Linked DNA regions of Mus musculus: all the other regions are linked to region 1. The links are chromatin contacts, found by POLR2A ChIA-PET in ENCODE. All regions are on one chromosome and are shown on one strand. Each heading gives the region's core, a stretch centred on a gene start or an enhancer-like site at or near the end of the contact. The rest is flanking DNA. Distances are from core to core; before and after follow the strand shown. Region 1 holds the start of Hgh1 (HGH1 homolog). Region 2 holds the start of Scx (scleraxis). Region 3 holds the start of Bop1 (block of proliferation 1). Region 4 holds the start of Grina (glutamate receptor, ionotropic, N-methyl D-aspartate-associated protein 1 (glutamate binding)).

What was found. ChIA-PET counts read pairs that join two places held with the same protein, here RNA polymerase II (POLR2A).
Region 2: POLR2A ChIA-PET joins it to region 1 with 12 read pairs in Patski. The contact joins the promoter of Scx here to the promoter of Hgh1 in region 1. POLR2A ChIA-PET finds 5 or more read pairs at or near these places in 2 of 5 experiments (Patski and embryonic stem cell).
Region 3: POLR2A ChIA-PET joins it to region 1 with 11 read pairs in embryonic stem cell. The contact joins the promoter of Bop1 here to the promoter of Hgh1 in region 1. POLR2A ChIA-PET finds 5 or more read pairs at or near these places in 3 of 5 experiments (Patski and embryonic stem cell).
Region 4: POLR2A ChIA-PET joins it to region 1 with 11 read pairs in Patski. The contact joins the promoter of Grina here to the promoter of Hgh1 in region 1. POLR2A ChIA-PET finds 5 or more read pairs at or near these places in 3 of 5 experiments (Patski and embryonic stem cell).

What each region holds. Positions count from the first base shown.
Region 1 is chr15:76,365,410-76,372,027 of GRCm38, reverse strand. It overlaps Hgh1 (HGH1 homolog), which reads right to left and starts at 3,130. Exons shown (of 6, transcript NM_021555.2): 1 at 2,459-3,130; 2 at 2,276-2,376; 3 at 2,074-2,172; 4 at 1,775-1,866; 5 at 1,574-1,696; 6 at 617-1,496. The coding sequence starts at 3,072. The coding sequence ends at 1,344. Tssk5 (testis-specific serine kinase 5) reads left to right here. Exons shown (of 8, transcript NM_183099.2): 8 at 1-70.
Region 2 is chr15:76,453,711-76,461,069 of GRCm38, reverse strand. Scx (scleraxis) reads right to left here and starts at 3,632. Exons shown (of 2, transcript NM_198885.3): 1 at 2,884-3,632; 2 at 1,602-1,988. The coding sequence starts at 3,468. The coding sequence ends at 1,950. It overlaps Bop1 (block of proliferation 1), which reads left to right. Exons shown (of 16, transcript NM_013481.2): 4 at 5,044-5,198; 5 at 5,271-5,388; 6 at 5,473-5,574; 7 at 5,650-5,862; 8 at 5,939-6,100; 9 at 6,172-6,252; 10 at 6,327-6,396; 11 at 6,486-6,618; 12 at 6,712-6,892; 13 at 6,965-7,253; 14 at 7,342-7,359.
Region 3 is chr15:76,472,127-76,478,673 of GRCm38, reverse strand. It overlaps Bop1 (block of proliferation 1), which reads left to right and starts at 1,425. Exons shown (of 16, transcript NM_013481.2): 1 at 1,425-1,545; 2 at 3,753-3,926. The coding sequence starts at 1,453. Hsf1 (heat shock factor 1) reads right to left here and starts at 1,312. Exons shown (of 13, transcript NM_001331154.1): 1 at 957-1,312. The coding sequence starts at 1,073.
Region 4 is chr15:76,242,763-76,249,343 of GRCm38, reverse strand. It overlaps Grina (glutamate receptor, ionotropic, N-methyl D-aspartate-associated protein 1 (glutamate binding)), which reads right to left and starts at 2,537. Exons shown (of 7, transcript NM_023168.3): 1 at 2,444-2,537; 2 at 1,167-1,493; 3 at 976-1,085; 4 at 695-895; 5 at 444-572; 6 at 223-366; 7 at 1-127. The coding sequence starts at 1,470. It overlaps Parp10 (poly (ADP-ribose) polymerase family, member 10), which reads left to right and starts at 5,904. Exons shown (of 11, transcript NM_001163575.1): 1 at 5,904-5,997; 2 at 6,102-6,280; 3 at 6,358-6,581. The coding sequence starts at 6,109. Mir6953 (microRNA 6953) reads right to left here and starts at 1,153; the gene lies at 1,086-1,153.

The sequences.
Region 1 (6,618 bases), core at 1,881-4,380:
AACATGGCTGGGCACTCTCTGCTGAATTGAGGGTGGGTGGGTGTGGGAAGATTAAAAAAATGTTCATTCTGTTGAATTAAGGATGCAGCTATCTACAAGGGTGGGCCAGTGGCCTTTGGGTATCTCCTTGGGGACCTGGGTCAGGGGGAAAACACTAGTCTACACGGTGAATGTGCCAACAGTGTCAAAGCTTTAACAAGAGTGCTGGAGAGCATCATGGGGTTGGGCGGGGAGGAGGGGGGGGGCTGAGAAGACTCCTGGTACCCAGTGAAAACACCTAGCCATGCATGACAACACATACACCAGTCTTCCAGCTTCAGGGGTATGAAATAGAACACTGCAAACTCCCTTGGAGACTACAGGTCTCAGGGACCTGGAAGGACCTGTTGCTGAAGAAAACGTCACTCACAGGTGGAGTGAGATCTGTAGCTCAGAAAGGGGGACACAGTAGAGCAAAACTTGCCACGGTATCTACAGAGTTAGGAAGAAGGGGTGCATACACAGAGTAGGCTCCAAATGTTGGGGGTAGGATCGTACAGGGGTAAATGCTTCAAGAACACGCAGGAGAATCTCTTGCAGGAGAGTCTGGATGTCTTTTTTTTTTTTTTTTTTTTTTGGTTTTTTCGAGACAAGGTTTTTCTGTGTAGCCCTGGCTATCCTGGAACTCACTCTGTAGACCAGGCTGGCCTCAAACTCAGAAATCCGCCTTGAAAGGCAACCGAGACTTGAAAAAGCTAACCAAGGAGCAGGTTCTATCTAGCTGAATGGCTAAGTCCCAATTCAACCTGGGAATAAGGAGGCTGACAGGTGAAACAGAGAAACGGAGGCAGCAAATGGGAAACCCAGCAAGTCATCCAGAGACAGGCTCACAGGCTCGGATGGCAGAGCATTCTAGGAAGGGACGAGGATCCAAGTGTAGTCTGTCTTTTAAGGTCTTGGGCAAGGAAAGCAAGAAGACTCCGAAGGTTGGGGCTCACGGCGCTGTTTACATCTCTAAGCCTACCCACGTCCAGACCCCTCAGTGCCTTCAGGAATGAAAACCTAGTTGGCTTCCCAGGGCTTGCAGTATTTTCAGTCCAGTCCTATCACCAGCTGGGAATAGGCTCTTCATAGCTCCAGTGACCACCGGCATCCTGCCTCATCTGTAGGCAGCTGTGACAGAACCCAGCCAGCTCCAGCTCAGTAGTGCAGCTCTGAACTATGTGCATTATTGCCGGTTGCAACAGGGCACAGGATTGGGCAGCACCCTTGGGCTTCTCACCATTTACTGGGCATTGACCCTAGAACCCTGCGCCAACACTGGCAAAGGTGGGTCTGAAGCTGGCATTCAGGCCAAAGGGGCTTCAGGTGTGTGGGGCACCGTTGCCTCTTAGCTCTTGAGCGAGCTCCTGTTGCTCTTGCTGGTCGAGCTCCTGGAGCTGTTGTTCCACGTCTTCAGGTACCTGCACCTCCAGCAGGTTTTCCATGCCAGCCTCTGGCTCATCACCAATAAGCACCTGCAAGAAGAGGAGGCAGGTGAGCGGGCTCATAAGCCATTGGCACTTGCCTAGCCTTTCTGACCCCCCGCACTCACCTGGATAAGTTTTTCGCAAGCCATCCGCACATCGGGCTCTGGCTCCCAGCTGTGCAGCTCTCGAAGGATCAAGTAGGCACCCTGGTCCCGTACCTGCTTCCGACCAGGTGCCGTGGCTGTCAGCTAGGAAGATGGAAAAAGGTTACTCGGATGCCAATACGGACTTGTGGAGAGGCACTAACACCCCAGGCCCCTGCTCACCAGCATGACGGCTTCGATGAGCATCTTCCGGATGTCAGCGTCCGGCTCCCGTTGCTTGTCTGGTGACAAGTACTGCAGGTCAACAGGCAGCTCTAGGAGTGAGGGTGGGAGACTATTGGTCCCTGTGCTGAACACCCAAGCCCTGCTCTGCCTGGGTGAGCCTTGTGTGTGTCTGTAACGACCCCCTCCTTAAAGGCTGCCGGACTGAGGGACTCCAGACCTGCACACCTCTCCATCTCCCTCTTGTAGTCTTCCCTCTAGCACCAGACAGCCCTGAGGCAACCACCCAAGTCACTCACGGTCCATTTCTTCCTCGGAAAACTCTTCAGGCCCAGCCAAGGGCAGTAGCAAAAAGGGGAGAATGTCGACTTGGGCCCCAAGTAACCACTTGTGATGTCCTGGAGGTGCGGACAAGGAAGGAGATCAGAATAATGGTCCGTTGGGTTCCCTAGGGTCCAATCCCCACCTTGGCAATGGCACCACCCCCTCCTTGTCACTCACGATGCTCAAAACAGCAATTCCGAAGTGTTCCCACCACCCCGCCCCTGCGCACCGAAGAATCTGTGTACTGGGTAAGAGGCAGCAGCCGTTGGACCACGCACCTGTTGAAAGAAGATATTCACTGCTGTCCTTGTTCACTTCCACTTCCCCACCTTCCCGCCCGCGCAGGCGACTGGGTTTCACCTGTCTGGGTCCAGGAGAAAAGCACGCACCTCCGCCTGCTGGCTAAGGTTGGAGAGCAGCGGCCCCAGGTAATGCAGGGGTGCGGCCGCGTTGTAGCTCGGCGTGCACAGCGCGTTGACAAGTCGCTCCAGACCCAACCGCTCCGGCTCAGCGGCCATCAGCTTCTCCATTAACGCAGCACACGGAGCCGGCTCGCGACTCAGGTTGGCCAGCACTGCAGCCGCCTCTTCAGCCCAGGGCCACTGAGGGTCCAACACGCAGCGCAGCAGGCGGGCGGGCAGCTCCGGGTCAGCCGCCAGCAGCTGCCAGTGCACATTGGGATCAGCAGCCAAGTTCACGAGCGCGCGGGAGGCATCGCGGGAAGGAGCTGGGGCCGGGGCCACCGCAAGGTCGACCAAGGCCCGCAACAACTCTGGCTGTCCGGCCAACAGCGTGCGGCCCGAGCCCGCACCAGTCAGCGCCAGCACGTGCTGCGCCGCGGCCGCCTGCAGGTCGGCTCGCGCTCCGAGCACCAGGAAGGGCAGCAGTTCCACCGCCTCCGTGTCCGCGCCAGCCTCCTGCTCTAGCAACCCTCGCTCACCAGAGAACCCCGAACCTACTCCCGGTCCCCGCATGCCGCCAGCAGTCTCAGTCACTTCTCGTGCCGGGGCCACCGCCGGAAAAGCGGAAGTCGTTAAAACCCTTCCGAGGCTGAGAACCTGGCTGAAGGGGGCGGGGCCGGTTTCAGCGCGAGGCATTGTGGGCCACAGTATTAGGCACCCCTTAAGCTGGTGCAGATGCACCCTCCCCCCCTTCCCATCATCATCACCACCACCACCAGATCCTTGCAAGGACTTTTCCGGCTGCCTATTGCGTGTTTGCTTTGCCAGGAGTCAGAACCACGCGACCAGCACGCATAATTTGAAGCGAAGCTCGGCAGCCGGTGATCCTGGTGTCCAGAGTGTTTGCTGCCACCTTTTAAACCTGGTTTCAGACATCCAGGAACCGGAGGGTGCAGGACTCTGCGATGAAAAGGCAGCTTTGGATCAGTCTCTGACTTTGCAGAGGGGCTAAATTTTTTTTTCTAGTGCATTTGTTAGGTCCTCTTCAGTGACAGAAGTCTGAGTCAAGCAGGCTTGGGCAAAGGGAACTAATAAATGAATCTATAGTTTGCAGGTTTGGGGGCACCTGGTGACAGACGCCCCTGCCAGCTCTTTAGAGCACTGTTCGGTTTCTGTCTTCCATACCTCGCTGCGTTTCTTTGCTTCTCAGTGGCTCCATATTACCTTCCACCGGCACATTTGTTAGCACAGATGGGAGGACACTGGCCTTCTTAGCTACGTAATCCCTAGCAGAAGATAATTTCAGTACTAGGATCTGTTCTGGGAAAGTATCCCATTTGGTGCTTCTTGTGCCTGTATTAGCAATTAGCTGCCTGGGGTCCTTGCTCTCTCAAATTAGAAATCTTGAGTTAGGGGTTTTTCCAGGGCTGGTCCTTGTCAGGTTTTTGTAGGAGATAGCCAGGAACCGCCACGGTTCCAGATCCTATGCAACCTTAGATACTGACTGGGATCCTTCCGGCTACAATGGCAAAGTGGTTAGGTCTGTGTAGGGCCAACTGTCCAGATTTCCCAGCTGTTGACAGCAGCTAGTGAGTTTCTAAGAAAAGGCTCCCTTGCCTCTGTTTTGTTTTGTTTTGGAGACAGTGCTGGCTGTCCTGGAACTCACTCTGTAGACCAGGCTGGCCTCAAACTCAGAAATCCACCTGCCTCTGCCTCCCAAGTGGTAGGACCAAAGGCGTGCGCCACCACTGCCCGGCTCCTTATCTTTTTATAAACGTGTCACTGTCTAATCTCACAACTGAGGAGGCTGAGGCAGGAAGGTCAGTGTAAGTTTGAGGCCAGCCTGAGCTATAAAATGAGCTGGTCTCAAAAGATTTTTCTCTTAAACAAAGTTAACTTTGTTAACTTGACACAAAATAGTCACCTAGAAAGGGAAGCTCAGTGACTTTAAATTAAGTTGGCCTATGGGCACATCTGTGGGGGCTTAATTAGTGGAAAGACGTTGCCCCCACTGTGATTGTTACCATTCCCTATAGGAAAGGGGTTTTATAAGTGTGGAAAAAGCAAGCATACTGACATGTAGGAATCATTGCTGTCTTCTGTGAGTGGAATGTGACTAGCTGTGTTGAGGACTATTCCCCAAGCACAGCTGGAGCCATTTTGTCCCATGCCTGCCAACCACTTCATATTATATTCCTGGTACAGAAAATAGTTTGACTCAGAGCAGGATCAAGTTGACCACATATTTTGTTATAAGGTTTCTTCTTAAGAAACTCCACAACAGGGCTGGTGAGATGGCTCAATGGGTAAGAGCACCCAACTGCTCTTCCGAAGGTTAGGAGTTCAAATCCCAGCAACCACATGGTGGCTCACAACCATCCGTAATGAGATCTGACTCCCTCTTCTGGGGTGTCTGAGGACAGCTACAGTGTACTTACATATAATAAATAAATAAATAAATAAATCTTTAAAAAAACAAAAACAAACAACAAAAAAAAAACTCCACAACAGGGCTGGAGAGATGGCTCAGCAGTTAAAAGCACTGGTTGCTTGTCCAAAGGTCCTAAGTTCAATTCCCAGCAACCACATGGTGGCTCACAACTGTCTATAATGAGAACTTGGACCCTCTTCTGGCACACAGGTGTACATCAGATACTCATACATTAAATAAAATTTTAAAAAATCCACTTATGACCAAATTAAAGATCAGTTTGAACTGATGTCTAAACTGTCAAAGTAGCTTGAGTAAAAACCAGTCACGCTACAGTACTTTCTACACCTGCATATGAGCTCATTGTGGGTTTTGCCTTTATAAACTGGCCCTGGGAAATATTTGGGGTTACAGTCTTAGCTCCCCGAATCTAGGCTGTGTGCCTGATTCATCAGTCCTGGCTGTGCACTCACTAAACTATTCCTTTAATAAAGTGAGACCAGGGGCTGGTGAGATGGCTCAGTGGGTAAGAGCACCTGACTGCTCTTCCGAAGGTCTGGAGTTCAAATCCCAGCAACCACATGGTGGCTCACAACCATCTGTAACAAGATCTGACGCCCTCTTCTGGAGTGTCTGAAGACAGCTACAGTGTACTTACATATAATAAATAATAATATATATATATATTCAAATATATATAATAAATAAATCTTTAAAAAAAAATAAAGTGAGACCAGGGGCTGGCAAGATGGCTCAGCGGTTAAGAGCACTAACTGCTCTTCCGAAGGTCCTGAGTTCAAATCCCAACAATCACCCATAGAGATCTGACGCCCTCTTCTGGCGAGTCTGGAGAGAACTACATTGTACTTAAGTATAATAATAAATCTTTGAGCTGGAGGGAGTCAGGGACTGAGTGAGTGGAGTTGACTGGAGTGAGCAGAGCCAACCGGAGCAAGCAGGCTTGACCTGAACAGCAGAGGTCCTAAAATTCAATTCCCAACAACCACATGAAGGCTCACAACTATCTGTAGAACTACCATGTACATGTAAAAAGAATAAAATAAACTGAGACCAGAGTGTCTACAGTTTGTACAGTGGTTCCTTGACCATAACAAGCTGCTCCAGGTTTCTGCTGCCTTGACTTCCCCACAATGATGGATTGCAACCTGGAATTGTGAGTCAAGTCCTCACAACTAAGACAAAAGCAATTTAAGTTGCTTTTGGTTGTTTTGTGTGACCCCGGCTGTCCTAGAACTCAATTTGTAGACTACGCTGGCCTCAAACTCAAGATCTTCCTGCCAAGTGTTGGATTAGGAGCATGACACCACACCTGGCTTTTTGGCTTTTGTATGTTTGGTTGGTTTTTGAGATGGGTTCTCTGTGTAGCCCTGACTGTCCAGGAACTCACTCTGTAGACCAGGCTGGCTTTAAACACAGTTTCCCAAGTACTAGAATTAAAGGCATGCACCAACACCACTGGGTTTGTTGGGGTGTTTTTATCTTGGCAACAGGAAACAGAAATTTTGCCCATGCTATGGCTGCTTGCTTGGGCAATTCATGATAGAAGTGATATTATTTGCACGAATAAGTGATCTGAAATGGGTGACCACGTACAATTCTAACATACAAGGTAACAATAACTTTCCAGCTCACCAGTACCCATCAGGATCAAGGCAGAAATGTAGTGA
Region 2 (7,359 bases), core at 2,383-4,882, 89 kb before region 1:
GGCTTTATTAAGTCCTGAGATGCCGAGTGGAGCTAGCTGGGCATGGTTGGGCCTCTGTCTGGCCCCATAGCCCCCAGCCATGCTGCTCACACTGGCAGCTCTGCACATGGGGAAGCGTACCTACCTGTATTTGGGGGCTTTCTCCGAGCCTTCTGTGTGTGGACCTCTGACATTGGCCCAGCCATTTGACTATTGAAGTAGGTACCACTCAGCCATTGGTCCTTTTGGGGTTTGTGAGGGAGATTGGCACCCAGGTCTTGAAATGTGAGGCCTCTAAGTGAGGGGGAGGAGACCTGTGTCCAGAGTGGGAAGGCCAGCTGGGGTCCTTGGGTGGGGGTTGGTACCCATCTGCCTAATACAGGGCTACCCTGCCAGGCTGTGACTCTGCACTCAACCCAGCACCTAGCACAGAGTCCTTGTAGCTTGGAAGTGAAGCTGGGCAGAGTCTTGCATGGGGAACGCATGAGAAAGGAAGGGCATGAGAAAGGAAGGTGGCCTCCGTCAGCCCCAGCTGCATCTCCAGGTTCTGGCTTCCTGGGCTGCAGGAGCTTTGCAGTGTGTGACTGAGTGCCCTTTCTCCCTCCCTCCGAGCAGCTGTGAGCTCCTGCAGGATTAAGGGGAGGAAATTTGGGGTTGGATTTCTTTCTGAACGAAACCTGCCGCTGTGACTCTTTATCCCGTTATATTTCTATCAGATTGGACACAGCCCCCTGCCCCTGCCTTAATGGCCTGGCTTTGAGAATTTCCTCCAAAATTACACCTTTGTTTCCTGCATCAGCATTCCCTGGAGCCCGTCAGTGCAGAGGAGGGGCCCTGTTGTCCCTCCCTATGAGGATGCCCACGTAGGCCTCAACACCTGGTCTACCCCCCAGCCAGGGACCAGGAGGCCTGCCAGTGCCAGCACCTGGTGCCCTCTGCCATCCTCCACCCACTACCTAGCCAGAAGTCAGGCCTGGCCTTTCTTCTCTGTTGTACCACTCAACTAATTGTCACCTGCAGGGTTTTAATGATCGGCCAGCTGTGCACAGAGCCTGCTGAGAGGCCAGTGGGGTCTTTGGGAGAGCTGGGTAGGACAGAGTGTTGGATGGCTAGGAATCCTTCCAGTGTGCAGCTGGAGGCAGAGATCAGAAGCTCTGGCAGCCCGTGGACCCAGAGCCTCTCTGGGCCTGCGTGGGTACCAGTGGGGACATGTAGGTAGCTGCTATTCGGATGGTATCCTCGGGCCCATCTAGGCCTGCTAGCCTGCTTGGCTGACAGCAGTGCTTATTCCCTGTACCCATTTTTAATGGAACACTGCTGGTGAAACCAAACATCCCCGTGCCTAGGTCCCCATCTGATCCCCTCATCGGAGGAGGCAGGGCTGCTGTGTTGCTTGCTGCTATTTACCATGAGCCAAGTGGGCTTGCCCTCTCCTCTCTCCTTCTATCTCAGTCACCACACAGCGCCTCTCCCCCTTCCCTGCTCCCTACACACACACACACACACACATATACCCCTGGTACAAACTCCTGATAGGTGATCTAACCCTGTCCTCACTCTGGGAAGATGGGGTGAGAGAGCTAGGGTCATAGTGAGTTCACATCCTTTCAAGAGGGTAGTCTGCCTCAATTTGGAAGATACTGTTTCATTTTTAATTATACAAAATTTCCAGACTTTATATTATCATATTAAAGACACAAGATGCCAACACTTGGCCCAGGTAGAGAGCCAGCATGGAAAGTCCCAGTGGGCCTGGGTCAGTGTTCGGCTGCTTAGAGTCAAGCCATCACCCGCCTGTCCATCTCTCTGTTCATAGGCCCTGCTCATAGCTGGGGCAGGTCTGGCCTGGTGAGCGTGCTCTTGGGGACCTGCGCTCAGATCAGGTCCAAAGTGGGGCTCTCCGTGACTCTTCAGTGGCATCCACCTTCACTAGTGGCATCACCTCTTGGCTGCTGTGGACCCTCCTCCTTCTAACTTCGAATCGCCGTCTTTCTGTCACGGTCTTTGCTCTGCAGAGGGGATGGGGGTGTGTCAGGGTCTGAGTGGAGACTTAGTGTCACCCAGCACTGCCCGAACCTTCCTGGCTTCCTGTTGGGGGCACTGCCTGTGCTAGGGCACCCCATCCCGGGCTCCTGCCACCCCCACAGTGCATTTTGGGGAGGGGAGTATACTGCTGCAGAGCCGAAACTGTAAAATTAAATTTCCCAGATGTTCAGGCCCCAGGAGCTTGCGCGTGCTGTCTGGAGAGGAAATGGGGATTGGGGAAAGCCGTTGTATTTTTTCCCTGCTCACCCTGCTTTTCCGGTGCCACCAAGTGCGGCCAGAGCAGTAAATCATGGCTGGCCAGCATCTCTCAGTTCAGCCTTCTCCCCTAGCCCCTCTACTGCAGGTCTCAGTAGACCAGGGGAGAGGCAGCAGGTGCCCATAAGCCTTGGGGTGGAGGTGGGCTGCGGGGGCGGAGGGGTAGTGGCACATCAGCCTAGTGGGGGCATCCCTTTGACTGCCTCACTGTTTCACATTGTTCCCCTCTGGATGGAAGCGTATAGATATACTTCTTACTTCTTGAATTCACCTCCTTTCACTTCTCAACTTGATGGGAAACGAGCCTGAAAGTAAGGCCCCTCTGCCCTGCCAGGTTCCTGCTGCCTGCCCTCCCTCCCGGAACTTCTGGGTGGCCCATCTCAGCATTACTTCTTGATCCTGTATTTGCAGGTCCCTATGACCACTACCAATGGGAGTCTGTGTCCCAAGGTATGGCTCCTCTGTGCCCTTCCCTCCTTTGGGCACAGCTTTGTTGGCAGGTGTAGATGCTAGGGAATGCTGCCCCTGCCCTGCACCTCTCTGCCTGGCAGGTGTGGGCTGGTGAGTACATCGGGGCCCCTCGGTGCTCCCAGCCCTGCTCACCAACTTTCTCTGGTTGCTGAGGCAGAAGGTGCAGATCTGTTTGGGCTGGGTGTTCTCGCCGCCGTCTCTGGCCAGTGGTGGTGGCGGCGGCGGCGGTGGCAGTGGGCTGCCCGCACGACCGCTGTGGAAGAAAGCGGGTCCCGAGTGGCATGGTTGCCCGTCGCCACAGGCCTCACCCACCAGCAGCACATTGCCCAGGTGAGAAATGTAGCTGGAGGCCAGGCGCAGCGTCTCAATCTTGGAGAGCTTGCGGTCCGCTGGCTCGGTGGGGATGAGTGTGCGCAGCGCAGTGAAGGCCGTGTTCACGCTGTTGGTGCGGTCCCGCTCGCGCGCATTCGCTGTGTGCCGCTGCCGGGGCTCGCGGCCTGGCCGCCCCCCGGGTCCTGGCCCGCTACCCGCGGCCCTCCGTCCTCCTGCCCGCCGCCGGGCGCCCTGGAGGCCACAGCGCGCAGCATGCACACGGCAGGGTTTCTCGTCGGAGCCCGAGCTCTCGCTTCCGCGGTCCTCATCCTCCGACAGCGGGCTCACCTCAGGGTACAGGTAGCGACCCGGCGGCGGCGCTGAACGCAGCATGGCGAAGGACATGGGCCGGGCAGGGGGCGCGGCGTCAGCTCCACCGTGCGCTGCTCATGCCGCCTCTTTAGGTCCCCACAGGCCGCCGGGCCAGGGGTCTCCGCTGCGCCCCGCGGTGGCGGCTGCCGGGTGAGGCGGGCACATGTGTTCGGACTGGAGTGGGGCCGCCAGCCGAGCAGTGCCTTTATAGCAGTCAGCTCCTCCCCCGCGCCTGGCCTCCGCCTCCCTTTCTGGCCTGGAGGAGTTTACTCAGAGCTCGTGCGTGCACCTTTTCCCTTTTAATAGCCGTGCCTAGAGGGCCCCCGAGCATCTTTCTGGTTGGAGCGTTTCTGGGGTGCTACTAGTGCCCCAAGACAATGGTGCCCATCCCACCCATTCTACAGGGCAGAAGAGAATAAATCAAGAATCAAGAGGCTTTCTCTCCTGGCATGCCTAAGTTCACCCAGCTGCCCTGGCCCTGAGTGCCTGGCCACACCCTGTCTGACTCTCCTTCCATGTGCACTTGGGTCTTTTGTGCCAGGCCGTGTGTGTGTGTGTGTGTGTGTGTGTGTGTGTGTGTGTGTGTGTGTGTATGTGAGAGAGAGAGAGAGAGAGAGAGAGTGTGTGTGTGTGTGCACTCATGGGGGTGACTCCAGCAGTAGCAGTCTAGAAATGGGTGTGTGTGGTTGGCATGACTTGACTCCATGGCCTGTGCCTTGTGCCAGATCTTACCCCTTTGACCCATCCTGCTTGGGGGCCCCACCCCCATCCTTGCTGTATGCTTCATGGGGCTTCTCAAAGCCAGTGCACACGTGGATAAGAGCTAAGATCGGCACCTCTCCATCCCTCCAGTTCGGAAGTGGCCCTCAAGGTGGAGAGCGTACAGCAAGAGCATGGGGCATTTCTGGGCTGGTGTGGACAGGTGCAGTGGGACGAGGCCCAAGGGGTCTTGCTGAGGGGCTGCTGGCACTCATCTGTGCTAGTTATGTCTGGGCCCCTCCTCCCTGTGGCTACTGTTGCAGGAAGTGGCCGCCTGGGCAGCAGTCCCCAGGCTGGGAGGAGTGAGGGTGGTGGTGGCTGGCAGGGGCTGAAACCAGGAATGTGTGTCCAGGAATGTGGCTGCTCTGCCCACTGAAATGGGAGGGGGAGGATCAGTGGTGCTGGAAGGGGGTCCTTGACCACCTGCCGAGCAGAACAGGTTTGTCTCCCTGAGGTTGGGGTGGGGTCTTCCCATGGTTCCTGCCTTGTAAACTACCCACTTGTACCTAAGGCTTTTGCCAGGGGAGGGAGCCCATAGGCGATGAGGTCATCCCTGTCTGTGGCTGCCCAGAGCCTTGGCCAAGGAATCCAGTGAGGGGGGAGGCTAGGGTTGGCATCACTTCAGTGGAAAATGTGAAGGTAAAGCTCAGGCGCCTCCGAGGGCTTGGGGGAGGGGCATAGCACCCCTGCCGCGCCACGTCAGACATCGGGGCCAAGGCTAGGGCGGATTTTGGGTCACTTGGCTTCTGGGCACTTGAGGCTGATCTTGAGTGGCTCTTCTGCCCTTGGGTGGTTTGAAGAGGATCAAGCATGGCAGGGACAGGTGCTGACGTGGTGACTATGCTACAGGACATTCGGAACACTGTGGGCAATGTGCCCCTGGCATGGTACGATGAATTCCCACATGTGGGTTATGACCTGGATGGCAAACGTATCTACAAGCCCCTGCGGACACGAGATGAGCTCGACCAGTTTCTGGACAAAATGGATGACCCAGATTTCTGGTGAGTTGGACCTTGGGTCGGGACCTGTGGTCCCTCAAGCCTGGAGTATGGCCCTGACTGGCTTTCCCTCAGGCGCACTGTGCAAGACAAGATGACAGGGCGTGATCTGCGGCTAACTGATGAGCAGGTTGCCCTGGTACACCGGCTTCAGAGAGGCCAGTTCGGAGATTCAGGCTTCAATCCCTATGAGGTAGGCAACAACGGTTGGCCCTACAGTCTGAAGTCCATGAACGCCCTGCCCCCCCCAACCTAACATCTTTGCCTCTCTCCATAGCCAGCTGTGGACTTCTTCAGCGGTGACATCATGATCCACCCTGTGACCAACCGCCCAGCTGACAAGCGTAGTTTCATCCCATCCCTAGTTGAAAAGGAGAAGGTGGGAACCCTGGTATCCTCCTCCTGCACACTCTAAGGTCTCCACGCTGCCACCTGACCTTACCTTTGTGTGCAGGTGTCTCGAATGGTACATGCCATCAAGATGGGGTGGATCAAGCCTCGACGGCCCCACGACCCCACCCCTAGCTTCTATGACCTGTGGGCCCAGGAGGATCCGAATGCTGTGTTGGGACGCCACAAGATGCATGTGCCTGCCCCCAAGCTGGCCTTGCCTGGCCATGCCGAGTCTTACAACCCACCTCCCGAGTACCTGCCCACTGAGGAGGAGGTGGGCCTGCGCTGAGGTGGGTGTGGGCCCCGGCCATGTTTCCCGATCCCTTCTCACCTGCCTCCTGTCTCCCCAGCGCTCGGCGTGGATGCAGCAGGAGCCTGTGGAGAGGAAGCTTAACTTCTTGCCACAGAAATTCCCCAGCTTGAGGACAGTGCCTGCTTACAGCCGCTTCATCCAGGAGCGTTTCGAGCGCTGCCTCGATTTGTATCTGTGCCCACGGCAACGCAAGATGAGGGTACGTGAGACAGCCCGCACAGGTCCTGGGGGAGTGTAGTGTGAAGGTGATGCTCAGTGCTCTTTTCCCAGGTGAATGTGGACCCCGAAGACCTCATCCCCAAACTCCCTCGGCCAAGAGACCTTCAGCCTTTCCCTGTGTGCCAGGCCCTCGTAAGTGTGGAGTCAGAGGTGCAAACGCCCTCCGGTGTCTGTGTGTCTGTCTTCTCACTCTTCTTCTCCTGCAGGTCTACAGGGGCCACAGCGACCTTGTCCGTTGCCTCAGTGTCTCGCCAGGGGGCCAGTGGCTAGCTTCAGGTGGGCCTGAGGTGGGAGCTGCCCTGAGCTAGGAGACAGGGACTCTGGGTGAGCAGCTCAGGTGCTGAGAGCGTCCCTGCTATGCCCAGGTTCAGACGATGGCACGTTGAAGCTCTGGGAGGTGGCCACTGCCCGCTGTATGAAGACTGTACATGTTGGAGGTGTGGTGCGGAGCATCGCCTGGAACCCCAATCCTACCATATGCCTGGTAGCTGCTGCCATGTGAGTGTAGGGCCCTGGGGGTCAGGGCTGGGAGGGGCACAGGCCAGTGGGGCTGATGCTGAGGAGGGGCTTCTGTCTGGCCCCGGCTGGTAGGGATGATGCCGTGTTGCTGCTGAACCCAGCCCTGGGGGACCGGCTGCTGGTGGGCAGCACAGACCAGCTGCTGGAAGCCTTCACTCCACCTGAGGAGCCAGCTCTGCAGCCTGCCCGGTGGCTAGAGGTCTCGGAGGAAGAGCACCAGAGGGGTCTGCGCCTACGCATCTGCCACAGCAAAGTATGTGATGGGACGGGGAGGGCGACGCGCGAAGACCTGGTCAGACAATCAGCCAGCACTGCTCTTCTCTAGCCAGTGACACAGGTGACCTGGCATGGGCGAGGGGACTATTTGGCGGTGGTGCTGTCTAGTCAAGAGCACACGCAAGTGCTGCTTCACCAGGTGAGCAGGAGGCGCAGCCAGAGCCCGTTCCGCCGCAGCCACGGGCAGGTGCAGTGTGTGGCCTTCCATCCCTCCCGGCCCTTCCTGCTCGTGGCCTCCCAGCGCAGCATCCGCATTTACCACCTGCTGCGCCAGGAGCTAACCAAGAAGCTGATGCCCAACTGCAAGTGGGTGTCCAGCATGGCTGTACATCCAGCAGGTGAGGGGAGCATGGATGCTCCACATCAGGGTAGGGGAGTGAACCCTGTGCATCTCGTGAGAATTACAGGCGCTGCTTCTGGCCCTAGGTGACAACATCATCTGTG
Region 3 (6,547 bases), core at 176-2,675, 110 kb before region 1:
CAACGCGGCCCACGGATAGCCCATGGGATAATCACAAAGACCGTCTCGTGAAAAGTGAAGTTCCGTGCTTTCTAGTCTTCTCTTTATTCCCAAAACACCCTTTAGGCAGAGCAGAGTTTAAACAAACAGGCAACTGAGAGCCAGAAGCCTTGGCCTCCATCTGCCACCCAGGCCTTTTCTCCATTCTTGCCAGCTTAAGAAACTTGTGCGAGGGGGCAGTGCTCCGCAGAGACCGAGAGACCCGCCAGATTTGGCTTGCAGAAGGTCAAGGTGGTGGCACCTAGCCGCCTCCATCCCTCCAAAGGTTCCCATTGAATCAGGGTGGCCTGTCTTCAGGCCACCACCATCGGCTAGCTCTGCGCGCTCTGGCCCTCAGAATCCACATGTGAACAGCAGATTCTACTTTCCAACTTAACACAAACACGGAACGACCTCTGCAAGCCAGCCAGAGATGCAGGGCCAGCAGGGTGTGCGGTGTACACAGTCCGCTGCCAGGCAACAGAACAGGGTTCGACACGGCCCTTGGAGGGCCGGGCAAAACTGCTCTGGCGTCTGGAGACTATCGGGGCTGAGCTTAGGCTCCACATCCTCCTATTCTCGCTCTTCTCTCATGCATTCCTTAGGCCTTCCACTTATTCTGAATGATTGCCTAAAAAGCAGAAACGCAGACGGACTCTGGGAACTATTTCTCTGTGAGCAAAGACCCTGTACTGGAAGCCCCGTCCTTATTGTCCGGGTGAAATGTAGGATGATTTGGGGTCTCGGCCTACTCTCCGTGAGTGGCTCTGGGGGCGGGGCGCACTTCCTCCCCAGACAGCGGCGTCCTCCCTCTAGGATGCCAGGATGGCTGAACCCGGGCGAGCCCGACTAACTCGCAGGCCGCTTTCTCCGAAGCAGGTCCCCTCCCGCCACAGGACCCTCCCTCGAAGGCCGCTCCGGCCCATGCCAGCTCCTACCGGGCTCCAGCAGATGAGCGCGTCTGTGTCCGGGTCGCTCACGAGGGTCCACAGCTTGGTTAGGAAGGCCGGGACGTTGCTGGGCCCCGCTGCACCGGGGCCCACGGCCAGATCCATCTCGGACGAAAGCAGGCAGAGGCTGGGGTGGCCTTTTAGAAGAGTGGCTGAAGGCTGAGCTAGTGTCGTCGCTGCCCCTGCCGTCCGGGCCGCTCCGCCGCCCGCTGCGCACACACAGCAAGGCCTCGCATGGCCGCAGCCATCTTGCGACCGGCGCGCTCTCGCTAGGGCCAGACCTGTAGCCTCTGTGCGCAGGCGCCGTGATCTCCCCTGCCTACTTTGCCGGCCCAGCCCTTGCGCCGCACCCTACGCCTGCGCAAGATGGCTTCACCCGGGCTGCTCACCAATCAGAGCCTGGTAGGGCGGAGCCTGGCTGGGGGCACACGAGGCGCTCCCGCTGCCGGAAGCGGCAGTAGATCGGTAGCCGGCGCGGCGCAGCATGGCGGGGGCGTGTGGTAAGCCCCACATGTCACCGGCATCGCTGCCGGGGAAACGACGTTTGGAACCTGATCAGGAGCTGCAGATACAAGAGGTAACTTCCAAGTAGCGGACAGCATCCCTCTGGGAACCATGCAGGCACTTGGCAAGACCAGGGAGGCCGGGCCGTGGCGCAGCGTGTAGTGTCGTGTGGGTCGCCTAGAGCCTGATCGTCCAGTCTGGGCTGTTATTTTGGAACTCTCAGCAGAACATTACTTGCGCCGAGGGGCGCTGGAACCCGGGGGATAGTTCTGTGGCTTGAACCGTGTTAAGGGAGAGACCTTTAAGAGTCCCCTCACCATAGTCTCTGGACCTTCCATCTGTGCTTCCTGTCCTGGGAAAGGTTGTAATTGCGCTCGTGCTGTGCTACCAAGCCAGCATGTCAGGTGTGTTGTGAATCAAAAGAGGACTTGAGATTATGGAAGTCTGATTGGAACCCAGGGCATCCAGAACTGGTTGTCATGGAACCATTGCTAGTCCATGTTGCTAAGCTCAGTAGGCTTGCTACATTCATCAAATGTAGGTGGTAGAAGGCATGCACAGCTGACTCCACTGAATTGGATCCTCAAAGTTCTCAACTTTCCTAATGCTGTGGCCCTTTTAATACGGTTCCTCGTGTTGCGGTGATTTCCCAACTACAAAATCATTTTCGCTGCTACTTCATAACTGTAATTTTGCCGGGTGGTGGTGGCACACGCCTTTAATCCCAGCACTTGGGAGGCAGAGGCAGGTGGATTTCTGAGTTCGAGGCCAGTCTGGTCTACAAAGTGAGTGCCAGGACAGCCAGGGCTACACAGAGAAACCCTGTCTCGAAAAAACCAAAAAGAAAACATAACTGTAATTTTGCTACTGTTATGAATCGTAATTATTTGATATGCAGGATAGTCTATGAAAGGGTTGCTCGCCCCAGAGGGATTGTGACCCACTGGTTGAGAACCACTACGTAAGTTGTCCCTTTGTTTTATGAAACGCCCCTAAGCTTTTCCCTCTGTGTAGTTCTAGGCAGTAAGCCTTTAATAGTCAGTTGTTTATGCCCTAACTGCGTGCAGTACTTTTACTTGTTAGTATGACAAGTAGCGTAGTTTTAGAGATGTCAATAATAAGAGAATGTCAGTGTGACATCTATGGAAACTCAGGTGATCACTGTGATGATTGGCAGCGAAGGCCACTCAGGTAGACAAGAACTAGCCAGCGGCATTGGCACCCATCTTTAATCCCAGCACTCAGAAGACAGAGACAGATGACCTCCGTTAGTTCGAGGTCAGCTTGGTCTACAGTGTGAGTACTAGGTGCAGTCACATGCTTCCTCCAGTGTTCAAGTACTTGTTCAACTTTTGGAGGTCAGTGATAGAAAACTGTTCACAATGCTTGAATGTCTTATTGTGTTCGTTGTAAAGTGGCCTCTAGGGCTGTACTCACAGGATTCTCTGTTCAAAAAAAAAAAAAAAAAGACAGCAGATGGTTTGTTTGTCTGGCACTGGGATGAAACACCAAGACCAAGGCACCTTATCAAAGGAAGAGCTTACTTGGAAGCTTGCTTGCAGTTTTAGCGGGTTGGTCCTTGACCACCATGGCAGAGAGTATTGTGCTGGAGCAGCAATTAAGAGCTTCTCTTATATCTTGATGAGCTGGGAGAGAGGAAGAGGGAGGGATTCTAGGCTTGATGTGGATTTTTGAAGCCTCAGAGCCCACGCCCAGTGACCTACCAACGCCTCCTAATTTTTCTTCAGCAATCCATCCCCTGGGAACCAAACATTCAAATGTATGAGCGTATAGGGGGGTGGGGGGCTCTTGTCATTCAAACCAACACATAGGCTTATCTTGCTAATCTTCAGCTTTCCGACTTGTCCGTCAGGGCTTGGTCCTGGTCGTCAGGGTAAAGAAGCCTCCTGTTGCAGCTGGTCAGAGCCTCCAGGGAGTTCTAATCCCCCCCAGGCCCAGGGTCCCATTCCAAGCTGGTGTCAGTTTCAGGACCCTTAGGTGACAGTAGGGTGTGGAGTGTGTCCGTGGAGGAAACTTGGTTTTGGTGGCACAGTGAGAAGAAACTGATCCCCACAAAGCCAGTGTGTTCTTGAAAGGTTCCCTCTGTTTGTTGCACGGCTCTGGGGACTGGTGTGTCTGCTCCGAGGGCAGGTTCTGTCCACAGAGGCAGGAGAGGAGGAGGGTTCCAGGCCGGGTGAGTGGTTTCGGCGCAGACGGAAGTGTGTGACCAGAGGCACCTGCTTCCAGGTGGCAGTTATTAAACCCTCTGATTCCTTGCAGCCTCCTCTCCTCAGCGATCCTGACTCCAGTCTCTCTGACAGCGAGGAGAGTGTGTTTTCAGGCCTCGAAGATTTGGGCAGTGACTCGAGTGAGGAAGACACTGAAGGAGTGGCCGGATCCAGCGGTGACGAAGACAACCATAGGGCAGAGGAGACCTCTGAGGAGCTGGCACAGGTGGGTGAGGGACCAGCTTCCATGGGCTCTCCTGCACATGAGGATGGCCAGAAAGAGGAAGTGCCTGCCTGGGAGCTGTCCGCTTCACACTGTCCCCTTCGTGGTGTCCTCGGGAACCTGGTCCTCTATCCGTCCCTCGTCACACATTTGAGCTCCAGGGTTTGTAACCTCAGTTGTCTGTGCCTTTCCTGAGAATGACGAATGCCCACGTGCTCATGTCTTTGCTCGTCAGACAATTCTCAGACCACCTCTATGGGACAACGGGCTGACACTGGTCTAGGGATCGTCTTGAGTTTTCTAGAGACAGAGCCTGAGATGGGATGCTCCTGCTAGGGGTGCCAGTGGTACGTGTTTGCGAGGGAGGATGTTCAGCAGAAAAAGCAGGAGAGACCAGAGGCCAGCATAGCTGCCCGTGGGCCTTGGAAGCTGAGGCAGTTGTTTGCTGTACTGATGGGGAAGACTGTATTCTGCTCTTTGTTTGATAAAAATGAAAGAAAAGTTTAATTTGATTAAAATACAGCAGCAGTTTAAAGCTTTCTGCAAACTAGTTTGTAATGGTTTACACTTCAGTGGCCCTGTCGTTTTGGAATCATGACCTTGGTTAATCATGTCTGCTGTCAGGTTGGAAACCAAGAAGCCAGGCCTAGATCGTCTGGGTATGGTAGGTTGAAGAAGTGCTGACCATGGTCTTTGTAAGATTGGGGGCTTACTATTCTCTCTCTCTCTTTTTTGTAGGTTTCTTATTTGTTTCTTGTTTGCTTTGTTTTGGTGTGGCTGGTGTATAAGTAGAGTCGTTCACGTGTGTGGGTGGGTACGAGTGGAGCCTGGCTTAATACTGGATCTTCCTTGATTCCTGGCCACTTTATTTGACTGAGTCAGGATCTCTCTCTCTCTCTACCCAGAGCCACTTCACCAGTGACCTCATAACCACCCCCACGGCCCCCCCCTTTCCTGTTTCTTCCTTCTCCTTTCTCTGTCTCCCTTCCCTTGTCCTTACTGTGAGTTCTAGGGAAGTTTTTTTTTGTTTTTTGTTTTTCTTTTCTTTTTTTCCTCGAGACAGGGTTTCTCTGTGTAGCCCTGGCTGTCCTGGAACTCACTCTGTAGATCAGGCTGGCCTTGAACTCAGAAATCCGCCTGCCTTTGCCTCCCAAGTGCTGGTATTAAAGGTGTGCGGCACCTCTGCCCAGCTGGTTCTAGGGATTTGATCCCAGGACATCTTTCGAGGGAGGCAGGAGCTCCACCACACCTCAGGTGGTGCTGTCTTGTTCTTATTTGGTGTTGAGTAGATTTGTGACTGTGTGGCCATTTCTTCCCATTAATGTCTGTTGACCTGTCCCCCTATACTTGATTTTTTTTTTCTTTCTTTTTTCTTTTGAGACAGAGTCTCACTGTGTAGCTTTGGAGCTCACTCTGGAGACCAGGCTGGCCTTGGACTTGAGATCCACCCATCTCTGCCTCCCAAGAGCTGGAATTAAAGGCATGTGCCACTATAATGGGCGGTTTTGCTTTTTAAAAAGCGTATATTTGAGAGAGTACTGCAGAGATGGCTCACTGGTTCAGAACACTCTCTGTTCTTCCAGAGGACCTGGGTTTGATTGCCAGTACCTCTAATGGTAGTTCACAACCACCCGTCACTCCAGTTTTAGATCCAGTGCCCTCTTCTAGCCTCCACAAGGACCAAGCAGGCATGTAGTGCACAGACATACATGCAGGCAAACATGCATACACATAAAATAAAACAAATTTTAAAACATTTATGTTGAGGTATGTGTATGGTGTGCTGTCCGTCTGTGTATCATAACCCCTCCACCCCCATCGCCCACCCCGTTTTCTCACTGCTTCATACTTTTGACATGCAAGAATGTAAGAAAAGGTAATAGCCCTGACATTAACTGGAGAGTTCTGAGTTCTGACTTAGTGTTGCCTCTAGCAAGAATGCCTTGCTGGGGTCCGCAGTATGCTCTGGGGCATAGCAGAGATTAGCTACTAGGAAGTATCTTGACAGGCTTGGAGATCAAGTGTTAGCGCCATCTGGTGGAGTGTGGAGTTTGGAGCTGTGGGTGTCTGGGACCAGGAATTCTCTCAGCTTCCCGAGTCCCGCCCTTCCCCTGCCTCCCTGCTCCCTACTTGTCTTCTGTCATAGACTGTGAAGGAGGGAGCAATTGCTCCCTACCTGTCTCAGAGCTGCACACTGTCAAACAGTCGCACATGGAAGTCAGAGGTGAGGCTGGGTAAAGAAGGATCATGTGTCCCTGTTCTGTAGTGTCATCTTGTGGGGCAGAGGGATGTGTATCCTACAGGGTCTGCTACATTCTACCCTAGGAAGCTGTATATTGAGTTCTGGTGAGAGCGTGCAGAGCACTGTCACTTGTGTTACGGTCCTGAGATGGTAGTTCGGGGCTATCAAAGCCTGTTTCCAGGGCCGTGTAATGTCCCCATGGGCTGCTTTGTCCTCGTGGTAAAGCAGTCACAGCCCTTTCAGGTTTAAGAAGGACAGCCTTCTAGGCTAGGGTAGGAGGAGCATAAAGATTTCTAGATATGTTTTATTTGTTATTATTGCATGTGTGAATACAGGTGTGCTTGTGCCACAGCATATGTGTGTGGTCAGGGGACATCTTGTG
Region 4 (6,581 bases), core at 1,288-3,787, 120 kb after region 1:
TGGTGAGAATATATAGGAAGATGTTGATGATGTCCGTGTACAGGTTCAGGGCCGCAAACACATATTCTTCTGGGCTCAGGGACAGCTGCTTGTTCCCCAGGAGTAGCTGGGTGTCCACTGCCAGGAACTAGCGGGTAAAGACACAGTTGGTCGGTATTCGACAGCTTATTCACTCATCCCGGCCGGCATCCCAGGAAAGGCCTTCCCAACACCCTCACTCACGCAGGTGAAGAGCAGAGCGCCCAGCGAGGCGTATACAATCTCCAGGATGCGGTTCCGGATGAAGATGCAGAGGATGGCGAAGATGAAGAGCACCACAACACTCACCAGGAGCACGCCCATGCACGAGGTGAAGTCATAGCGGGTCTGGGAGGGAAGGAGAGAGGTGAGACTGTGGGTGTTGAGGGCTCTGGGGCAACCGTCCTGTCTTAGGTCCCCCTCACCTGCATGGAGAAGATGACCACCGTGAAGCAGACAGCTGTGGTGATGCCCACGGCCATGATGACTGCCTCCGTGTTGTAAAAGCTGGCTATCATGCCCACCATGTAGGACAAGCTGACGGTCAGGATCGACTGCGGAAGAGGATCACAGGGGGGGCCTTGGGTGTGGGGAGCTGCTCTTGGTCCAACCCTGTCCAACCTCCCTGTCCTGTCCCACAGGCCTAGGTGAACTGGGCTCAGGGATTGAGAGTTACCAGAGCAACAAGGTTCCAGGGATGCTTTCGCCGGAAGTCCCCACAACAGCTGAGAACAATGAGGGAGATGAAGAAGATGGCGTAGGAGACATAGTAGGTCCAGACATTCTCCCGGACAAAGCCCTTCACCTCCCCAACAAAAGTGAAAATGGCCACAGTGGACAGGGTCACCGACAGCTGCAGGGTCAGCACCAGGAACACCTGGGGAAGGAGCCAATCAGAGCCCCGCCTTGGCGGCCTCCTTGTGGCTCCTCCCACACCACACATATGCCAGGCCCAACCTTTCTGATAAAGGCCTGGCGAATGTTCTTGTCCCAGTTGACAGCAGGGAAGTCCTGGTTGTCATAGTAGGATGGAGGCCCTTCCTCCTGGTAGTTCCCATGCTGAGGTGCTGGGGACATAGAGGCTGGGTCAGTGTCCCCTGAGGGCACTTGAATCCCTGCCCCTGCCCCTTACCCTTCCCTACACTTACAGCCAGGGTCCTGGAAGGGTGGTGGCTGTCCATAGGGGTTGGGCGGGAAGGGGCTCTGTGGGTATGGCCCCTGTGGGTAGCCTCCTTGAGGGTAGGGCCCTTGAGGGTAACCACCCTGTGGATAGGGGCTGGGACCATGGGGATATCCTGGCTGACCATAGGGAGAGGGCTGGAAAGGGGCCTGTGGGTATGGGGCCCCAGGGTAGGGAGCCTGAACATAGGGAGGCATAGGGGCTTGGGGCCCCACAATGTTTTGGGGAGGATAACTGTCCCCAGACACCAAGAAACTCTTTTCATGGGACATGGCCTCGGGTTCTGTGGCTGCCCCTAGAGGAGAAAGAGAGAACAGTTAGCTCTGAGAGACTGAAACCAGTGACAGCCATACCTGCTGCGGACCAAGGAAGAAAACAACAACAACAACAAAAACAACTGGCCATGACCTTTGTACAGGGCTGTAGGGAGTCACAGAACAAGGAGGCGTTGGGTGGGGCACGGGAGACCGATGTGGACCCCTTGGAAGGGGCTCCTCTAGCTCGACCTGGGGTGGGGGATGGGAGGAAGAGTGATGGCTGTCAGCCTCAGCTTGGAGCTTGGGAGATGCCTTCTCACCGCTGCGGGTCTTTCGGGTCAGAGCTCAGCAACGAAGAGTCTAGAGGCACAGCGCAGTGGCTAAAGAGGTGTGGGGGTGTGCCCTGGCTCTCCCCGTCCTATCCCTCCTATTAAGCAGCTTGAAGGGGCCAGCGCTAGCGGCTATTTCTATCCGAGGAAATCCCCAGGCCATCTGTGACCAGCGGGAACCCTGACCCTCCTCTTAAGCACAGGGCTGAATGTCCCTAGCTCCGGGTACTGAATGCAGGCCTGTATTGGCTGCTAAGGTGTCTGCTAGTAGGGTACGCCAGGAACAGAGGGGTGCGGGGGTGTGTGGGGGATGGAAGCGACCAGAGGGCGTTCAAGGGAACAAAGCAGGGATGGGGACGACGGAGGAGGGGGCGGTGGCCACAGAATGCGCCCCGAGGGTGGATTGGTCGTCTTGTCGGGTTGGGGGTCGCTGGGCTTCGGGTCTGGGCCGCTACAGAGCGCCGCCCTCTCCCTCTTGCTCAGGGCCGCCAGAGCTCCCCACCCCCAATGATGCCACCAGTCTGGGTGAGCGGGCCGCGAGTCCTGACCGAACCAACTGACCCGAGGCGGTCGCGCTCAGTAACACAGGGAAGGGACGGCCGACTGACAGGGGGGCTACGGCGGCGGTACACTCTTGGGATTGGTCGGGGGGGACTCACCGCTCCCGGGAGCCAGAGACCGGTGCTTACGGTGCCCGCTGCGCAGCCGCGCGCGGTGATGGCCGGTGCGTCCGCACCTGCACCCGCTGGGCGGCCGGATTGCTTGGGCCTGCGCCTGCCGCTGGGGAGACGCAGAAGAGCCTTGTGACTGGGCGGGCCTTATGATGGGGCGGGGCCTTGTGATGGGGCGGGGCCTTGTGGTGGGGTGGGGTCTTGGGCGGGGCGGGGCGGGGCGGGGCCTTGATGTAAGGCGAATGTTGTCACCTGTCCCGGAGCTTCTGAGCCTACAGAAACTGCTTGGTCCAGCTTGCCTAGGCAGTCTGCTATTGTCTGTAGGCGTCCTAAGTCAGAGTCCTGAAGCCCTGCGCTTTCTGATCAGAGATGGTTGGGTTCTGGCGTGGGTGCTAACGACTTCGGGAGGCAAGACTCTCTTTAGCTTATGTAGCTCTCTATTGATGAATTCAATATCGATTCCTAAATCCAGGATTTACTGAAGCCTCCAAGGACTCTTGGAGAGTCCTTCTTGGCCTTTCATTTTGAGACAAGGTCTCAGTCAGTAACCACAGCTGGCTTGGAACTCACTATGCAACACAGGCTTACCTCAGACATGGGGCAGTCCTCCTGCCTTAGCTTTCCAACTACACTTACAACACGAACCACGACACCCAGACACTTGCTTGCTTTAAGACACAGCATTCACAGCTGGGTGGTAGTGGCACATGCCTTGAGGCAGAGGCGGGTGGATCTCTTGAGTTTGAGGCCAGCCTGATCTACAGAGCGAGTTCCAGGACAGCCAAGCCAGCACTGCATAGTGAGACCCTGTCCTGACAAACAACAACAAAAGCCACAACATTCATTTTATCCACACCTAGTCCAGATCAAGAGACTTAATCGTTTAATTGTCCCATTCTCTCCATACTCTTGTCACTTAACCTCAGATCCTCAAAATAATCTTGTCAGGACATAGAGGGTGAGGCCAACTCCCTGCTTCACTTCTGGGGGGTGGGGCGGGGAGAAGGGAAGGGGAGTGCTTCTTGAGGAAATTTTCCCTTGGGTGGTCTCCTGGTCCTCAGTGTCTTGAGGACATCCGGTTCTCTCCTGGTTCTTGGTGTATGGCCACTCTGAGACCGTATAGTAAGCTTGGGAAAGGGTCCTCTCCTGTATCCATATAGTGCTGCTTAACAGCTGGACCTAGTGTAGATGTGTCCTTGGCCCATAGCTTCTGCACATGTTCCTGGGCTAAACGTGCCCGCCATGCTTACCAACAAAGTCTAGATGTGTTCTGTTGCTGTAAAGAACACCCTGATTTTTAAAAAGCAGCACCGGGGAAGAAGGTTGCATGTGGCTCACGATTCCAGGTCACAGTTCTGGAATTTCTGTCAGGTCAAGGCAAGGACTCGAGGTGCTAGACATTTCACATATACAGCCAAGAACAGGAAACCATGCTGCTTGCTTGCCTGCTCTGGGTTAGCTTTCATGTACAGTCCAGAGACATGGTGCTACACACATTCAGGGTGGATAGCCCACCCTCAGTTAACCAGAAAATCCCTCCTAGACATGCCCACCGACCAAGATGTTTTAGACAATTCCACTCTCAGGCTGTCTTTCCAGATGATCCTAGGTATCAAGTTGATGTTAAAACTAACTAGCAGAGAAGACAGTAAGGGTTTTACATCCAGTTCACAGAAATTCCTGAGGATTTAACAATGGCAGTGACATGAACTGTTCTCTTGCATCTGCGCCTGTGGCAAGCCCTCTAAGTAAAGTACAGTGTGATAGAGGGTGGTTAAGTCCTGTAAGAAGAAAGCATAGAATAGATGAGACAGGCTTTTGTAGAAGCAGACTCTCATATAATTAGTGGGCCCTTTAATAAAAGTAAAACAAGCACAAAGTTGACTATAGGGCCTCAGAAGGAGCTTGGACAACTCAGAGGTCGTTTAAGGTTTTAGCTCCATGTTAAAGATCTCACTAAGGGCTGGGTGAGGGAAATTACGGAGAAGGGATAGCCCCATGTGGCTCTGTGGGGAAGGCTAGGTCATTTGAAGTTAGAGATGGTCCAGGGATACTGGTTTAGGCAAGAGCTGAGACCTGGGAGGTTGGAGCCAAATAAACACCCAGGTGTGTTGTATGAAAAGGGATTAGAGGGATAGGAACTGGGGACAATTAGACTTTAGCTTTCACTGTCATTGGCTCCTGGGATTTGTAGCAGCCGCTGGTCCCCTGTCACCTCTGTGGAGGAGCCACAGTGGGGGTGGCAGAGAAGGAAAAAGGGTAGCATGGTCCTTCAAGAAGTCTTGGAGGCTCTCGATTGTGGGGGAGGTCATGGAGATTCAAGGACTACAGGGTTAGACATATAGACTGGGCAAAACCCCATGATCCTTTGGAAGAACAGCAGAGGTCGAGCTGGCCTGACTGGAAGGTGTGGGTAGAGAGCAGCAGCTCTGGAGATGAAAGAAACAAGCAAGCTATGGGGGCGGACAGGAAAGTGACTTCTCAAGGCACAGCCTCCAATCTGGGCATGCTTGTCCACACCTATATCTCCACCATTCAGGACTGAGAATGACAGAAGAATCCTTTCTAGTTCAAAACCAGTCCGGCCTGCACACTGAGTTTCAGGCAGTCTGGGCTACCGAGTGATACCCGGTATCAATAATAATAATAATAATAATAATAATAATAATAATAATGGCAAAGCTTAGGTGTGAGGCGAGGCCCTCTGGGTCCTGTCTGTGATTCCGGCTCCCCTTCTGTGGAAGGATGAACAGCAGAAAGGCATGTCAGCACAGTGGCTACATCGCGGGCAATGGTGATGAGCAAGGAGCATAGAAAGAAGGACTAGGCAGATGTGGGCTGAAGGGAATCACAAGGGAAAAGCTGTGTTATGATCTGAGCATTAGGCTTTTAAACAGTCACCTTTGTTTGTTTATGCGTGCACCCGCCATGCTGTGGCACACACATGGAAGACAGACAACTTGCAGGAATCAGTTCTCTATCATATGAGACCCAGGGACCAGAAAATTCGTCTCTGGGTTTGAGATTTTGGGGGGCGAAGGGTGGAACTGCTCACCCTTAGCATTTAGAAGCAAGGCTGATTATCCTCTGGGTTTGACGGTTTCTAAGAGCCGGACCCAGCCAGGGGCCAGCCTCTAAGATCAGCGCTGCTCATGTCTGGGACCCAGGGCACAGAAGCCTAGAGATTCTTGGGGTGGGGGGTTGACAGTGTGACTGTATCTCAAGCATCCCATAGGAAGGGTGATTAGCCACAAAGAGAAGCCAAAGAAGAAGAGAAAGTCTAGGAGACATCTGGTCTACCCCACTAGCTAAGAGGCTAGTGGGTGGTTCGGCAGAAAGGTCCTTAGAAGTTCCTTGTGGACTGAGGATTAAGGCTAGAGCAGGAGAGGAAGTTCCTGAACTACTTACAGCCTCTGGCTTAGCTCCTCCCTCTTTCCTGTCCCCAGTCAGTTTCACTTTTGTTTTCCTACCTTAGGCCTTCTGCCTGGGAAGGACAGCAGGCATAACTGACTGGCCTGAGACACTGGCCTGAGACAGCAGGGGTGAGTGTAAATATGGGGTGCTGGGGAGCAGCTGAGAGCGTGGGAGAGAGGACTGGACAGGGGAAGTGAGTGGTCCTCTTCTCCTCCCATGTGTTGCCGCCCAGGACTCTGATGGCAGAGGTGGAGGCAGGGGCAGCCTTGGAGCTCCGGGGACTGCCCCCAGAAATACCAGATGAGCTCATTACTCTGTACTTTGAAAACCACCGTCGCTCGGGTGGAGGACTTCTATTGAGCTGGCAGAGACTTGGCTGTGGGGGTGTCCTCATCTTTCAAGATCCTGCAGGTGAGGAGGTTGAATCAAGAGGTTGCCTGGGTGCCCTGAAGCGTTGCCATCTCTGACACTTTCATCTCTGCTCACAGATGCAAAGAGGGTCTTAGCCCAGGCAGAGCACCGACTACATGGTGTCCGACTGAGCCTGAGGCCAGCCCCACCGCGTGCCCCAGAACGTGTGCTTCTCCAACACCTGCCACCTGGCACTTCACCTCTGAGTCTGGAGCAACATGTTCAGGCCTTGCTGGGTGCTGCAGGACACCCCGTGCAGACTTGCCATGCCCTGGCCAGTCCTCGGCAGGACTGTGCCCTG